Linked DNA regions of Mus musculus: region 2 is linked to region 1. The links are chromatin loops, found by intact Hi-C in ENCODE. Cell type or tissue: left cerebral cortex. All regions are shown on one strand.

The links. Hi-C counts contacts between places; a loop is a spot of excess contacts. Peaks named below come from ENCODE experiments on the same cell type or tissue, not always from the same donor. Only the 100,000 strongest peaks of a DNase experiment are listed, where the experiment ranks them.
Region 2: it touches region 1 in a loop (2.9-fold over the local background); 24 of 42 quality-filtered maps call a loop at or near these places.

The regions. Positions count from the first base shown.
Region 1 is chr11:70,504,157-70,508,156 of GRCm38, reverse strand. Tm4sf5 (transmembrane 4 superfamily member 5) reads right to left here and starts at 2,883. Exons shown (of 5, transcript NM_029360.3): 1 at 2,653-2,883. The coding sequence starts at 2,826. In left cerebral cortex, a CTCF peak has its summit at 1,536 (motif pointing right); a DNase peak (open chromatin) is centred at 1,564.
Region 2 is chr11:70,430,575-70,434,574 of GRCm38, reverse strand. Arrb2 (arrestin, beta 2) reads right to left here and starts at 1,995. Exons shown (of 15, transcript NM_145429.5): 1 at 1,822-1,995. The coding sequence starts at 1,844. In left cerebral cortex, a CTCF peak has its summit at 2,458 (motif pointing left); DNase peaks (open chromatin) are centred at 1,198, 1,543, 2,143, 2,794 and 2 more places; H3K4me3 peaks cover 2,183 bases; H3K27ac peaks cover 1,873 bases.

The sequences.
Region 1 (4,000 bases):
TTTCCTCTCCTCTTATCTTCTTCCCTGCCCCCCCCCCCCAAACACACACACACACACAGTTTACACTGTCTAGCACCCAGGAAGGATTTGAACACCAGATCCTTCTGCTTTGACCTCCTGCATGCAGGGAGGCATACGCATATGGCACTAGGCCTGGCCTCCACAGCTGACCTGCTCAAGAAAAAACAAGTGTTGGCCAATATGCACAGGACGAGAGGCAGTATTTTGTTCTTCTCCAAGGAAGGGACTGAAAGTTTTAGTCCGATCATCAGTTGCCACCTGAGAGAAAGATCTGCTTAGTTCAACCAATTTCTCAATGTTCTCTCCTTTCTGCCTCATGACAGATCTAAGGACAACATGCCACCTTCTTGCCTTTCTAGTGATGTCACCTGTGCAGACAACTAAAATTGCCTTCCTTTTTTTTTTTTTTTTTAGCTAGAGTCCCACTGTGTAGCCTCAGCTGGCCTGGGATTAAAGGTGTGAGCCACCACATCTGGCAGCTGCATGTGCTGTTAACCACTAGCCATCTCTTTAGCACTCTTCTCCTTTTTAAAAACAAATTAGTTATTATATACAAGTACACTGTAGCTGTCTTCAGACACACCAGAAGAAGGCATCAGATCTCATTACGGACGGTTGTGAGCCACCGTGTGGTTGCTAGGATTTAAACTCAGGACCTCTGGAAGAGCAGTCAGGGCTCTTAACCGCTGAGCCATCTCTCCAGCCCACTCTTCTCTTTTAAAGGAAGGGTCTCTGTGCTGCCTCTTACATAGGCTGGCTTAAACTCTCAGTTCTCCTGTAGTCTTCAGACAGCTGAGAGCCAGGTGCGGTTTTGTTTGCTCACAATTCTGGGGCTTTAAGCTCATCCTTGGTTACAGAGTCAGTTCAAGACATACTGGGTTTCATGTGACCTTGTCTTAAAAACCAAAAAGGAAAAAAAAAAAAAAGTTGGGCCAGCGATGTACGGCTGCAGTCCCAGCATTTAGGAGGGAAGTGGCTTTCTGGGTTCAAGTCTACCCTCAGCTGCACAGTGAGCTCAAGGCAAGGATGATGTGAAACCTTCTCGGAACAAAACAAAACAAAACAAAACAAAACAAGACAAACAGCAGCAACAATAACCACAAAAACCGTGTAGGGGATAGTGGCACACATCTGCCTCTGCAGGTGGATCTCTGTGAACTCAAGGCCAGCCTGGTCTACATAGTGACTTCTAAGTCAGTCACCTGTGAGATCTTGTGTCAAAAAAAAAAAAAATGCAAAACTGAAACAATAAAAAAATACCACCAGAATCCATGCAGGAGGCAGAGTAGAGGGGCTGGTGAGATGGCTCAGTGGGTAAGAGCACCCGACTGCTCTTCCGAAGGTCCGGAGTTCAAATCCCAGCAACCACATGGTGGCTCACAACCATCTGTAAATAAATAAATAAATAAAGGCCTGATGCTGCTATATTTTAAAAAAAGGAGGCAGAGTAGAAAACAGGATGTCAGAGGGCAAGGGAAGGGAGTTGCTATGGGAGCGGTATCTCCATTCAGCTAATAACAATGTGGCCAGCAGAGGGGACCAAAGTGCAACTTCTCCCAGAGAAGTTCAACAGCAAGCAAGTTGTGCTAAAGGTGGGAAACCGTGCTAGGTCGATCTCTGTCTTTATCCCATGCTACACTGGGTTAACCAGTCAAAAGTTCCCCCAAATGGTCAGGCATGTATGTGAAAGGTTCAGGCAGGAAGACTTCAAGTTCAGACTGGGTTATAAAATGATTCCCCGCTGGCTTGATATACTATCAGGATGTTGTTTCTAAATAAACAAACAAAAAGTAAAAAAATGAAAAAGAAAGTTCTCTAAATGGAAGAGAGTTGGAAGATGGGGAAAATCTAGATAGAATATTTGTGGTTTTCTTTTCCTCACTTTTTTTTTTTTTCTTTTTCAAGTAAGGGTTTTTCTGTGTAGCCCTGAAACTTCCTCAGTAGACCAGGCTAGCCTCGGAGATTCAATTGCCTCTGTTTCTGGATTGCTGGGACCAAGGGCGTGCACTATCACACCTGGCTCTTCTCTCCCTAGTCTGCAGGAAGACTGGGACATTTACTCTAAAATACCGACAACCTGGGTCCAGAATTGTATTCTGAGCACTTAACTTAGTACAGACTGGGGATCCTAGCAGACAGGCTGAGAAGGAACAGCTATGGAAGAGAGGGAAAGCAAGCATGGAGTTGGCTGGTGGAGTGTCTAATCTGAGATATCAACCTGGGCTGCAGAGGTTGCTCTGGGCACCCACCCTTGCCCGTTATGACACTGCCCTGAAACTTCCCACACAACTAGCCTTTATCCTCATAATGAGGTGTTTTTTTGTTTTTTGTTTTTTGCATATGTTCAGTAGTAGAGGCAAGGAGAGGCACAGAGAACTTACTCCCACCTAGTAGAGAAGTCCTTCCTTTCCCACATTCCTCAGACACTCAACTCAGGACCCTATGGCTCCTCCAGGACCCTCTACAGAATGGTCACTATATGTGAGCTGATGGACAGACCCCTAATCCCCATCAGACCCTTGCCATTTCATCCAGAGCCAAACGAGTCCTTTCCCCTCTTTTCTTCTCGGTTCCATCCCTGGTCCCTTAGCTCGGTACCCAGGTCCCTGGCTAGCGCTCCAGCATTCTCACCATCAGGCCCCCTCCAATGAAGCCACCCATGAGCCAAACTTGCAAGCTGAGGTTGCCGTCCGTCCAGGTGGTCTTCCCATCAGGTACCAGCAGGAGGGCGTTGGCCACGATGCAGACCAGGGAGAGAGGGATGAGGGAGAGCCCCAGGCAGCGCGCACACTTTCCAGTACACATGTCTGAGGCTTCCAAACAGGCAGGAGCGGAGTGAACGTGAGCAGGGAAGGAAGTGCCAGGCTCCGGAGTTAAACAGGTGGGAGGCTTGGAGCAAAGGTCTGAGGAGAGGAGTGGCTGGTAGACTCGCAATGATAAGAGAGAGGCCCTGAGGAAGTGGAGGGGCTGCAGCTGGAGAGGTGAAGAGAGGGGTGTGGCAGTAGGCGCTGCGGGAGCTGATTGTACAAGGGAAGGTGACTGGGGTCAGCGTCTTCCTCCTTGGTCTGTGTACACCTTTGTACAGCCCCTCCTTGTCTACTTGAAGACTCAACTGAACCCATCACCCCTGGAAGTCTCAGTTGTTACCATCTGTGGAAAAGGTTGGCTGAAGCCACTTGCCCAGAGAGCTGTTGTAAGGATTCGATGGGTTAGAAAGCCTTGTCAATGAGGAAGTGTGGGACAGATGTACGGTGGCCCCATGATTTCTGTCCCACAGGGAGAGGTCTTTTTCTGTAAAGAAAGTAAAAAGACTACAGTGGAGTCAGGCAGGGCTCACCCCAGTAACTGAGCTATTCAGAAAAAGTGTGTTTGAGATCCACCTGGGTGTACTAGATGGTTTTGTGTGTTACATTGACACAAGTTAGAGACATCACAGAGAAAGGAGTTGAGAAAAGACCTCCATGAGATCCATTGTCTCAATTAGTGATCGTGGGGCAGGGCCCAGCTGTTGGTGGGTTGTGCCGCCTCTGGGCTGATGATCCCAGGTTCTATTTAAAAAAAAAAAAAAAAAAGCAGTGGGCAGTGGTGGCTCAGGCCTTTAATCCCAGCACTTGGAATGCAGAGGCAGGCGGATTTCTGAGTTTGAGGCCAGCCTGGTCTACAGAGTGAGTTCCAGGACATCTAGGGCTACACAGAGAAACCCTGTCTCGAAAAGCAGGCTGAGCAAGCCATGAGAAGCAAGCCAGTAAGCATCCCTGTGGCCTGTGTATAAGCTTCTGCTTCCAGGTTCCAGCCCTGCTTGAGTTTCAGTCCTGATTCCCCCAATGGTGGACTATGATCTGGAAGTGTAAGTTGAACAAACCCTTTTCTCCATGTTGAGGCCTGCTCCTTTTAACATAACTGCAGCCATTTTGTATTCAGTCTCCATTTTGCCTTTTTTTTTGTTTTTTTGTTTTTTTGTTTTTTTTTTTTCGAGACA
Region 2 (4,000 bases), 74 kb after region 1:
GCCTAGACTCCACCCGCTGCTGGGAGCATTAGTAGGAAACTGTCTAGTGACCCCAGGGCTCTGGCTACTCGGTGGCTTATTCTTCCAAGTGTCATTCTGCCCCCTGTGAGGCATGCTGCCCCAGGGGCAATTCCTGGGAAAGGACCCCAGGTAACACACTGAATAATGCCCCGTGTTCCATCCTCCCTTCAAGCACCATGTAAATGTCTGCTCAGAAAACCACTTGTCTCTTCCTCCCCAAAAGCCAAGCTGTCCATACATCACAGGGTCATACTTAGGGTCATATGGCATATACATAGGGCGCCCCTACGTATCCCCAAGTAATAAGGCACATTGGGACATGGTGGCAGTTAGAACAATCACTCTAATTTCTGTCCCAATTAGGGCTGACAGCTCAGACATCACCTAGGCTGGCTAGCTCTTCTACCTCTGGTTTCTTCCTGCCCTGTATTTTCCCCCAATGGGAGCCCTGACAGAGCCTGTGACAGCCATAACCAGTGTGTCTCAGGCAATTGCCCTGGGGTAACTACAGAGCATCTGCTCTCTACATCTTCCCCAGCCACCTCTTGCCTGGTTAGGGAGCGGGCAGTGGGCACATACTGAGGCTGGCCAAGGAGGCAGAGTAAGGGAATGACCAGGGAGGTACCCAGCTTGGGGGGGGGGGTGCAGCTAAAGCAGATGCCTCTTAGCACTTCCTGCCATTCTCTCCATTTCCTGTGGCCCAGAATTTGATGAGATGGTAGGGAATTATGCCAAGTCAGCAGTCTTTCTCTGGACCATCTACCCCCTCCCTGAAGTACACAACGGAAATTTGGGGGCCTCCCCCCAAGTAAGTGACTTCCCCTTTCTCTGGGGTGTTTAACCTCAAATCCAGGAGGTCAGTCTTCCCTGTGGACATCTCTCTCAGATATTGGTCTTCTTAATGCTGAGATGCCTACTTTCTCATACTCTAAGGGCAGTGGGAGTGGTGGGGTTGATCCCATGTTTTGCAGAAGTCACTGCTCATAATCAGGCCCTTATTCTTGGTCCTCTCCGGCTTGAGGCACATAGCCCCTACCTATTCTTTAGCTCTTGCTCCTTTGGAACTCAAGCATTCACCCCATGTCCTCTTGGGGGTGTTGGGTCACAACAGGAAGTGGATTTTGCTATAGACCAAAAAAGAGAACTCTGGTATCAGTGGAAGGAAGGAGCTTCGATTGCACAGAGAACATCCGGGGAGAGGATGTGTGTCCAGGGGAGATACTACCTCTCCCCTCCACCCCCAGGAGAGGAATACAGTCCAATTTCAGCGAGGGTCCCTACACACTCTTCTCTCTCAAGAAGAAGCTGTTGCTCCTAGCAACCTAGAAGGCAGAAGTTTGGTAGCAGAGCTATCGGGCCCTTGGGACAGGTGGGAGCAATCAGACTGTGGGGTATTGGGCAGGAGGCTTTCCATTGGTTGGGCACGAGTCTAGGGGAATCCCTTCCCAGCATCCAGTCTCCCAGCACACAACCCCTCGGGGCCGGCCACCTGCTCCTCCTTCCTCCGCCCTTGCATCACAGCCTGCACAGAGAACCCAGTAGTCCGACTCCTACATCTCTGCGAGAACCCAGGCGTGGGTTTCCCGATCCCCATCAGGTCTTGCTTTTTGCAGGAGCCCTAGCACGCACGCTCCACTCCAATATCTCAAGGACCAAGGCTTGCGGCCCCGGACCGCTACCCTCTAGGGACCCAGGCGTCCGGCCCCGGGGTTTCTTCCCCGGTGTCCTTGTCTGTGGATCAACCTGGCACACCCCACGAGCAGCCGCCCATGCCCCGCGGCACGGCCCCACCTCCCTTACCTGGTCCCGGGTTTTTCTCCCATGGTGCGCGCGCGCTCGCCGCCCTCCGCCCGCCGGGTTCGCGGCTCGCTCGCAGCCTCCTCGCCTGCTGCCAGGTCCCCGCTCCTCCCCGCGCCACTGCGCACGCGCGTCCTCACTCTTTCTCCTCCTTCCCCTCCCCTCGCGGTCTGGGTCTCGGGGAGCCGGGGCCAGCTGCGTCAGCCGGATCCCGCGCGCCGCGGCGCAGCCCGCCCTCCTCGAGCTGGCTCCGCCCCACGCCTCCGCCCTCCGTTTCCCTCGGGGAAGCCTCCCCGCGCCGTCCCTACTCCCGATCTCCCCGCCCCTCCTCAAGCTTTTAGAACTAGATTGGGCCCCTTTAAAAGCAGGCGGCCGCCTTCGAGGAGATTAGAAGCAGCTGATTGGCCGTTGGTATCCGTAGCCCTGCAGGGATACCTCCCCTTTGTTTGCTTTCACTGTAGTGGAGGAGGGACGGGATCGAGGGGGCGGTGGGAATGAGCTCAAGTGCTGTCTAGTTCTGAGGGCCAAGGGCTGCCCACGTGGATGCACCGTATCAGTTGCGTGATGATGCTTGCTTTGGGACGCGCTGCTCATCCCTGAGCTTGCAGCCTCGTTTGGCCTGCCTTTCCCGCGTTCTTGTGGTCTTCAGCTCCCCCTGGTGTATCGTCTTTGATTTTTTTTTTTTTTTTTTTTTTTTTTTTTTTTTTTGTGCAGGGTCAAACATTAAAACATTTTTCAGACCTTGTCATCTCGACTGTCTATCCTAGCTATCATTCACCCACTCCATCCATCTCTTATTTTCTTCATCCTTCCCTCCCTCTCCATTTCGTGTTAGTCATTGTGCCAAGCCATCGGGACCAAACATGAATTATCATGGCCTAACTTTCCTGGGATCTTTGAGACATAGGAACAGGTATTATATTATGCTCCCAGGAATGCTATAATAGAGGTATGACTCAGAACATCAAGCAACTAAAAGCCCAAAAGCCTTTGCTTGGCCAGCGTGGGGGAGGAGGGAGTGCAGTCACTCACTCCATTGGATGGGAAATTTGAGGACAGACATTCTGAAGGATGGGCAGAAGTGGGGAAAGGACATTCTTTATAGACGAGTGCTTGTGGGTTAGATGGCAGGAGGCAGAGAGCTGCAGACTGTGGAAGGAAGAGACTGCGGAAGGCTTTGTATAGCAGGTGAAAGAAAGAGCCTGAGGATCTGTAGTGTTTATCTAATTTAATGTAATGTAATTTTCTGCTAAGGCCTCACGCATGCTTGGTAAGGACTCACCACTAAGCTCTGTCTTTAATCGCAGCCCAGCAATGATTTGATTGGATTTTGTTTTTCACCAGAGGAATGTCGAGATGGGATTTCTCTTTTCCGGTAACACAGAGCATAGCAAGACCGCTAGAAGATAAGCTAGTCAAGGGAAAACGATGAACAGGGAGTGGAGGGGGAACAGAGGGGCCATATTAGAGGTTCGTTGCTGGGGCAACATTGACTGGGTTTGGCAGAGGGTGAAAAGGGTGACTGACAGAGACAGGTTTTTCTCCTCTTCGGTCTCTTCCTTCTACTCTTACCCATTTCCCCTCAGTGGAATACCTTCATGCCTCTCTCTCCACTTTTCTCCATTTGAAAAACAATGTACACGAGAAAAAAAAATCTCAGATCATCTTTAATTTTTAAACATAGACCTTGTTTAACACCTGCTTACCCCTCCCCCGTTCTATTGTCACATTTTAAGTCTGCTCTTTCATTGTTACAATGTGTTACACTTTATGTGTCTGAGTGCTAGCCTGCATGTAAGCATGGTCATCACCATTTGTGTGCACAGTGCCTATGGAGGTATCAGATCCCCTGGAACTAGAGTTACAGGCAGTTATAAACCTCCACGTGGGTGCTAGAAAGTGAACCCAGATCCTCTGTGAGAACAAAAAGTGCTCTTAACCACTGAGCCATCTCTTCAGCCCCAATATGATTCTTTGAGACAAGGTCTCACTCTATAGCCCTGGGTGGCCTGGAACTCACAGGGGTCCCCCTGCCTCTGCCTCCTGAAGCAACACAGTCAGCTTAAATGTACTCGAGTTCTTAACAGTAAGCTTTTTGACTCATGAATTTATTCAGATTTGACCCTTGCTAAAGATCATGTTCAGAGGTAAGGCAGTCTATAGCTAAAGTGGAATTTGGGGG